2 separate regions of the Homo sapiens genome follow, and region 2 is linked to region 1. A link is a loop called in an ENCODE intact Hi-C map of the cell type or tissue named here. Cell type or tissue: HepG2. All regions are shown on one strand. Links, peaks and the distances in the headings refer to the core of each region. The heading gives the core; the rest is flanking DNA.

Region 1 (4,385 bases), core at 380-4,379:
GGTGACCTGGAAGACACGACATTAAGTGAAATAAGCCAGGCACAGAAAGAGAAATACTGCAGGATTAAAGGCTAAATCCTTTGCCCTCACTCATATGTGGAAGCTAAAGGAGTTGATCTCATGGAAGTAGAGGGTAGGCTAGAGCAGGAAGTAGGGTAGTAACTGGAGGCTGGGAAGAATAGGGAAGGCAGATAGAAAGAGGTTGCTTAACACACATCTATGCCAAGACGAAGAGAGAGGAGCTGAGCCACGTCCTGGCGGCCATGAAGAAAGCAGCTGCCAGGAAGGACTGAGCTCCCTGCCCTCTGCCCAAAATAAAAGCTTCACAGGAAAAACAAAAACAAAAAACAAACAAACACAAAAAAAAGTTGGTTAATGAATACAAAATTACTAGATAGAAGGAATAAGTTCTAGCATTCTATCACTGTTCTTTTTTAATAGTTAAAAATACTTTTTTGGGAGGCCGAGGCTGGCAGATCAGGAGGTCAGGAGGTCAGAAGATCGAGACCATCCTGGCTAACACGTTGAAACCCCGTCTCTACTAAAGATACGAAAAATTAGCTGGGCTTGGTGGCGGGCACCTATAGTCCCAGCTACTCGGGAGGCTGAGGCAGGAGAATGTCATGAACCCAGGAGGCGGAGCTTGCAGTGAGCCGAGATTGCACCACTGCACTCCAGCCTAGGCAACAGAGTGAGACTCAGTCTCAAAAAAAGAAAAAAAGAAAGAAAAAGAAACTTTTTAAATAATTGGGGTAAACGCCAGGTGCAGTGGCACACGCCTGTAGTCCCAGCTACTTGGAAGGTTGAGGCAGGAGGATTGCTTGCACCCAAGAGTTCAAGGTTGTTCTGCACTACGATCGCCCCTGTGAATAGCCACTGCACTCCAGCCTGGGCAACACAGCAAGACCCCATCTCTAAAATAAATGAATAAATAAAGTAAATGAAAAGTCCCTCAGATATTTTCCATCTTTCTGTGGGCTTATGAGTTAAAAAAAAAAAAAAAAAAAAAAAGAACCTTTTAGTTTATCTGGTTTTGTCAAAGGGTCTCCTTTTGATGTCTAGTTGTTCCAACTTCAGAAATGTTCCCTTTCTCTTGTCCAAGAAAATTAAGTCTAAGTATAAGCTAATGTTCCAGAATAGTGCTTCTCAAACTTTAATACACATATATGAATCACCCAGGAATCTTGTTTAAAATGTGAATTCCGATTCTACAATCCTGAGGTGGGACCTGAGACTCTGCATCTCTACCAAGCTCCCAGGTCCTGCCAATGCAGCCGTCCCTGGACCAATCTTTGAGTAGCCAGGCTCAATAAAGGGGTATCATGAATCTATCCCCTGAGGCAGGGAGAAAAGAATCACCACCAAACTCTAATAAAAAAAAAAAAAACACCACTGGAGAATATCTGGAATGACATATACCAAACTATTACAGAAAGTGGTGAGATTATGAGCAATTTGAAATATCTTCCTTACACCTATTTGTATTTTCAATTGGTCTATAACAAACATTAATTACTTAGGCAATAAATAGGTTTAAAACTAAATAACTGAATCAAGAAAAACCTAAAATACACACATATTTTTAAAAACAAAGTCTTTATCAGACACTGACAGAGCGTCAGAAGTGCTTCCCTAGAACCAACAGCTTGAAAGCAGCCAGTCGAGTCCTCTTTCTTTATCTTTTTACCTTTTTTTTTGTTTTTGAGACAGGATCTCACTGTGTTGCCCAGGCTGGAATGCAGTGGCACAATCATAGTTCACTGCAGCCTTCACCTCTTGGTCTCAAGTGATCCTCCTGCCTCAGCCTCCTGAGTAGCTGGGACCACAGGCATGCACCACTACACCTGGCTAATTTTTAATTTTTTATAGAAATGGGGTCTCGCTACGTCACCCAAGCCAGTCTTGAGCAATCCTCCCACCTCAGCCTCCAAAAGTGCTGGGATTACAGGCATGAGTCAGCGCATCTGACTGACTCCTCCTCTTTCTGCAGCCCTGTTTAGATGGAGATAGGGGAGAGACATGTCCAGGTTTCACAGCCAGTCTTTGGCAGAGCCAGGACTATGAAATTAGAGATCTGGGTGACATGGCACAAGCCCACAGCCACAGTCTGATAAGAGTTTATCAAACACATAGTGACTTTCTGTGAAGGGAATTTAATCCTGGGCCCCGTCCGCAGGGCAGTACTCCAAGGAATCATGATGGACCGGGAGCCCGGGCCTGCAGGATCATTTCTGAGCTGCTCATGGTCTGTCCCCAGCCTGGGGCTCCTGGAAAATGCCCAGCTTTCTCCAAGGTGACCATTTCATCTGGTTTATCCCACTTTACAGGGGGAAGTCCACACCCCACAGCCTGTCATTCAAGGCCTCAGTGTTCCCTTCTGTATCTCTGTCTCATCACACCTCCCACTCTCCAGCATCACCTCAGTGGCCTTGCATGCACAAGTCTACTTGTCTGATCCACCCTCCCCCAGCCCTTCCAGTGCTTAGAGGCTCCCTGCAGCCTGGCCGAGCTTTCCTTCCTCTACACACTCTCAGCCCGCCACTGCCCTCACCTGGCTCCAGTGCTCTGTCCTCCCCTGCTGGGTGTCCTACTCTCCTGCTTCTCCTCCTGCCTCCCTCCCCCTCCTCAGTCTCCTCTGCTGCTTCCTCATCCTTTATTCACCTGTTAGATAATATTGAAGCTCTTCAAGGCTCCATCTTCTCTGATCACTCTACTCTCTCCTCCTGGGTGGTCTCATTCACTCCTGAGGTTCCAAAGACATCTCTATGCCAAAAATCTATTTTCAGGTCTCACCTCCCTTCCAAGCCCCAGACACATGCATTCACCTTCCTACTTGGATTCTCCTCTTGGGTTCTGCATAGGCATCCCTAACCCCTCCTAAGTTCTTCCTCCTACATAACTCTTGAATTATCCCATTGCACCATCCCCACATCATCCACGCTAGACCAAGCCACCCCCATCTCCCCTTTGAAGACCACATCACTTCTAAGCTGGTCTCTCTGCCCGGTCTCCTAACCCACTCCAATTCTTCCTTCATTCAGAAGCCAAAGCGCTCTTGTTAAATTGCCAATATGGCCATGCACCCACGTCCACTGCCTTCATGGGCATCCCAAATAAAATCAAGCATCTCTGCCATGCCTTGAAAAGCTCTGCCCAGCCCAGCCTTTCTTCCAGACACAGTCCCCATCATCTCTCTTGCTCCAAACCTGCTCTCCTCTCCTCCCTGACTGCACCCAACTTTCCCTCGCCTTTGCACATGCTGACCTCTCTGCCTGTTTAGTAGATGCAGCTGATGCCCCCTTGGCTCACCTCTCCTGAAGGCACATCCTGCTGGAGGGGCATCACCAGCAGCTGGGAGTGTTGGCCACTCACGGAAGGCAGCCGCACACCTCCCTCAGAGAATTGCCCTGGGACAAACTAGAGTCACCTCTGTAATAGGCGACAATCAGGCAGACCTCGCTGCCCACCATGGGCTACAAAAGGCCAGCCACCTCCCACAGGGTGGGACTGTTCCCTGGACAGTTGATGTTCCCAATCCCCCCTCGCCCCGCCACCACTGTGGCACGGGGCTGAGGCTGGGACCACCTCTTTCTCTGCTTCTACCCACCCCGTCCTGCTTCTCTCCCAGCTTCTCCCCAATTGCCACCCCAACAGATCCACGCCTCAGGTTCCACTTGTAGGGCACCTAACCAAGACTTATCCTCCAGGTTAGGCCTGGATGAGCCCTCAGCCTGGGTCAGAGCACTATCTGGACAGCAGCTTGCTGTTTTCCTTTCTAACCGTTAGCATGGCCATGATTAAATATTTGTCTGTGTTCTCTGTCTAACATGCATCTCACTGTGCTCTCCATAAGGGCAGGGCTGTGTCTATTTTACTCCCACCGTGTTCCTAGCACCCCCCAGCACATAGTAGGCACACAGAAAATATGAACTGAAAGAAGGAAGGAAGGTCCTGATGTTGCCTCTGTCTTATTTGATCAAGGGCTCTGAGGCTAAATGACTTTTGGGGTTGGCAGCCGTGAGTGTCATGGCTTGGGCTCGCTGCCCTCCAGTAAGCAGCTCTGAGACCGTGTGGGCAGAGGCCATGTGGCATGCCTGCGTGGATGGCGGCCATCCACCGCCTCTCTCTTTTCCTCACTCAGAGGCAGCAGCTGGGGCTGCTCCGCCAGTGACCGTGAGCAACCCTGGAAGCTGCACTGTCAACAACCTGTCATAGCGAATCACCCCAGGCCACTGATTCCCCACAGAGCTGCCTGCTGAACCAGCCTCAGCCTCTTGAGGCCTCTCCCAGCAGCACTCACAGGCTGGCATCAGGCTGGCACCAGGAAGGCCCAGACCTGCTCCTGGTGCCAAATGAGGCACTAGCTGGAGCTGCTGGGAGCCTGG
Region 2 (4,385 bases), core at 129-4,128, 150 kb before region 1:
TATTCCTAGTTCAGTCATCTTTTTTGGGGGATATCATTCAGCCCCTTGGAGCCTCAGTTTCCTCATTTGAGAGCCAAATGACTGCCTCGCAGCATTATCATGAAGATAAATGGAATGATGAAAGGAATCATTCCCTAAGCTGTAGAAGGCATACCTGGTGATTGTGCAGTGCACAATCTGAGCAACCATATGTGTCAGTCCTGATAATGAACACAAAGCAGTTGGCATGTTGGAGATACCACCTCTGTGCCTCCTTTTTTGTAAGTTTGCATATCAAACCGTTGACTCTAACTCAAAGTCTTTCCTGCAAGCTTCCTCCACACTGAGTCCAGTGGATGTAAAAGCTGAGGAAGAACTGTGCCATCCTCAATCCACAAGGGTTCCTGCCCTCAAAGAAAGAGTTTGTAGCAGGAAATAGCCCAAGCCCTGCTGTAATGCAAGACTGAACTCCATGCAGTAGGCTCCAAGAGTGAAGCAACCTCACAGCAGGATAACAAAAGCCAGGAACAGCAGGAACATCTTTCCCCAAAGGAGAGTCACTGGGGACCACCTTGATTTAAATGTGTCAAGTGAAGGAGGGTGGAAGTGGCTGTGTCTGCAAAGGTGAGGAGTTTCATGCTTCAGAAAAGAAGGTCTGGCCAGGCACGAGCCACCGTGCCTGTAATCCCAACACCTCCAGAGGCAAGGTGGGTGGATCGCTTGAGCCCAGGAATGCAAGACCAGCCTAGGCGAAATAGCAGGACCCCATCTCTACAAAAAAATTAAAAATCAGTTGGGCATGATGGCGCATGCCTGGTCCCATCTACTTGAGAGGCTGACGTGAGAGGATCGCTTGAGCCCAGGAGGTTGAGGTGACAGTGAGCCATGATTGCACTACTACACGCAAGTCTGGGTGACACAAAGAGACCTTGTCTCAGAAAAAAAGAAAGGAAAGAAGGAAGGAAGGAAGGAAAGAAGGAAGGAAGGAAGGGAAAGAAAGAAAGAAGAGAAAGAGAGAGAAAGAAAGAAAGAAAGAGAAAGAGAGACAGCGAGAGAGAGAGAAAGAAGAAAGAAAGAGAGAGAAAGAAAGAGAGCAAGAGAGAAAAAGAAAGAAGAAAGAGACAGAGAAAGAGAAAGAAAGAGAGAGAGAAAGAGAGAAAGAAAAGAAAGAGAGAGAAAGAAAGAGAGACAGCAAGAGAGAAAAAGAAAGAAGAAAGAGAGAGACAGAGAAAGAGAGAGAAAGAAAGAAGAGAGAGAGAAAGAGAGAAAGAAAGAAAGAAAGAGAAAGAGAGAGAGAAAGAAAGAAAGAAAGAGAAGAAAGAAAAGAAAATAGGGTCATGCTGTCTCTCCTAGCTTCCTTCCTGAGTGCACCCAGTAGTGCCCACTCAACCCCAGAGCAGAGGTCAGGATGAAGGCTTGGAGAGGCTCTGGGGACTGGCCCCTAGTCCCCTCTCCTGTACCAGTCAGTTAATCCACTTCAAATGGAGCAACACAGAGAGAATCCCGAGTGACACCATTTTTCTATTACCCTTCATTACAGCCACTTAGATCTTTTATTTTATTACAAACATTCTTTAGCCCAGACACGGGCTGATCTCCTAATTGGAGCTGCTGCCTCCACCCCCACCCAGATCAAAGCCACCCTGTTTGTTTGTGGAGGATAGAGGATGAACCGTCTTGCCGGCCTTTGAACATGAAGGCCCCTTTGTCTTCCAGCTGAAGTCATCCCTGGCACCAGGCAGGGAGGAGGCTTCCGGTGGGGACGGTGGAGGTCAGGAATTCTGTAGCCTGGTCAGAGGCTTGGACCAGAGCTTGAGTGGGGAACAGCTTTCAAAGCAAGACCCCAAATTTCCCTGCCTCCCTTTGAAGAGTTGTCTCAAAAGGTGGCCCCAGGGAATGCCTTATTTGCCCCCATGATGATTTTTAATTTAAATATCAATTTGAATATTCAAACACTTTAAAAGATTGAGAAAAAATATCAGATATTTGAATATTTCTTAAAGAAATAAAATACTTTCTAATTTCTTTTCAAAAATCAGAATGTAGCCAGGCATGATGGCTCACACCTGTAATCCCAGCACTTTGGGAGGCTGGGGCGGGTGACACTTAAAGTCAAGAGTTTGAGACCAGCCTGGCCAACATGGTGAAATCCCATCTCTACTAAAACAAATACAAAAGTTAGCTGGGGATAGTGCTGCATGCTTGTAATCTCAGCTACTCAGGAGGCTGAGGCAGGAGAATTGCCTGAACCTAGGTGGTGGAGGTTGCAGTGAGCCAAGATTATGCCACTGCACTCCAGCATGGGCAACAGAGCGAGATTCTGTCTCCAGAAAAAAAAAAAAATCGGAATGTCTGGCAATACTGGACCTCTATTAGAGAAAGAGCCAACCAGTTTTCAGCCCTATGCAGGCTTTTTTTTCTTTCTTAACTGTTGCAATAAATTATTGTTTCCCTTGAGGTGTCTTCTTTCATATCCCTGGGCCCACCAGAACTTCACCTCTGCCACTGGAGATGATTGGGAGTGGGGAATGACTGTGCCATTTTACAGATGGGAAAATTGAGGCCCTGTGGCATTCAAATAGCTGCTGGGTGGTCACACAGAGGTTAATAATAGACTCAAGATGCAAGAAGTACAAGACAAAAGGAATGAACACTTATTCGTTCTCTCTTATTTTGAAATTATGGTCAATATAGCTATTGTGGGAAAGAAAAGCCCAACGAGCTGCCATCCCATAACCTAGAGATGCCTGATGCTAACACTAGAGTCTATTACGTGTGGGGAGCTGAGTGGACATTATCTACACTACACAACAATCCTATGCGGCAGTTTATATTTTCTAGATTTTAGAATAGAGAAAACTAAGGTTTTGGGGGCTCAAGGACTTGCCCAAGGTTACACAGTATGGCCAAGGTTGAGACCCAGGTCTGCCTGACTCAAAAACCTCAGGAAGTGGTTCCATTCTGGGTCCATCGTGAGCTGGGTGATATTAGACAAATTATTTCTCAGAGCCTCAGGTTGCCCTACACAATAGGGAGGTGTCTGCTCAGAGAACACACCTTCTACTCGGGGCTTGACCTCTGTCCCCCTCCCCCACAGCCTTATTTATAGTTCCCTACTCCACCCTCCCTGGAAACAGCCACCTGGACCAAGGGCAGACACTTTACCCAAGCTGAGCCGATCAGATCCTTCCTCCTTGGAAGTTCGGTTTGGGGCCTATTCCTGTAAAGCTGTGCTGGGACTATCCAAACTGGACCACAGGCAAGTGAGGTATGTCTGAAAGGAAAGAAAGATGCAGCTGACGTGCAGAGAGAAACAGACTCCAAGGCCAAAGTTGGCTCTCTATATCCAGACCCTCCCAAAGTCCATTTCTCCTCTATCACTGGCCATTTGATATCACCCTGTACCTTGCCTATGATGCATTCTTTTCTGTGCAGGTTGACTTGAGAGATTATGCTGTTGCAGCTGTATAATCCCCCATGTAAGCAGAGTAAGATCTGGCTCTGTGCTTTCAAAAAAGTTATTCAACCTCAGTTTCTCCTATTTATAAAGTGGGAATAATAAATTCCTACCTTACCGGGCTTTCAGGCAATTCAACTAAATAACATAATTGGAGATCCTTGCACTCAGTATCTAACACAGTAGATCCTCAGCACCTGGCTAATGCTTTTAACACTATTGTTAATGTTGTTGTTGTTGTTTATAAATTTTGATGATGGGGAGAGCTAGCAGTAATTTTAACCAACTCTTGATTATTCCACTTTGCAGATAATCCACAAACCAATTTTATCCTTCACTGACTTCTTTCCATCATCAGTTTCTCCATGCTCAAGAAAGATAGAATTATTTTGTTGTTGGCTAAACTGCAGTTGTGAAGATAGAAATGATTAAAATTAAATCATGTATAGCAGGCATGAATTTTACTCCATCATCTTAGGTGTGTGTGTTTTTTTAAAGTCATTATTGTATTTTTCTAAATCAAACTAAGGTTGGAGAGTGATGTCAGCATGAAGGGAGACTAGGATTTCAGCACATATTCCCTTCCAGAAACATCCATTTGAACAACCATCCATGCACAAAAATATCTTCACAAAAGCTAAGGAATCCAGGTGAAACATTACAGTACCTGGATGGAGCACAAAAATAAGAAAAAACACTTTGAGAAAGGTAGAAAGGACAGCTTCACCCCTCCCCTAAATCTGGGCAGCACAGCACAGACCTGATTTCACTATAGACCCCAATACCAGGTCTGCCCCAGTGAACCATGACACCAGGTCAGCCCCTGTGACCCCAGGCCAGACCCATGGCCCCAGGCTCCAGGCATGCCTTAACACCAGGCTCCAGGCCCACCCCAGGGCCAGGCTGTCCCTTGAAGACCCAGCCTCCAACTCTACCATCACACCAGGCC

What was found. Hi-C counts contacts between places; a loop is a spot of excess contacts. Peaks named below come from ENCODE experiments on the same cell type or tissue, not always from the same donor. Only the 100,000 strongest peaks of a DNase experiment are listed, where the experiment ranks them.
Region 2: it touches region 1 in a loop (4-fold over the local background); 6 of 110 quality-filtered maps call a loop at or near these places.

The regions. Positions count from the first base shown.
Region 1 is chr16:50,373,028-50,377,412 of GRCh38, reverse strand. No RefSeq gene overlaps it. Among named protein-coding and RNA genes, the nearest start is that of BRD7, 6.2 kb to the right of the region's middle. RefSeq lists a silencer at 2,381-2,675. In HepG2, for the core only: a CTCF peak has its summit at 2,556 (motif pointing left); DNase peaks (open chromatin) are centred at 2,542 and 4,202.
Region 2 is chr16:50,517,938-50,522,322 of GRCh38, reverse strand. It overlaps LOC124903772 (a long non-coding RNA gene), which reads right to left and starts at 3,253. Exons shown (of 2, transcript XR_007065196.1): 1 at 3,145-3,253. In HepG2, for the core only: no CTCF peak of the experiment used is centred there; a DNase peak (open chromatin) is centred at 1,662.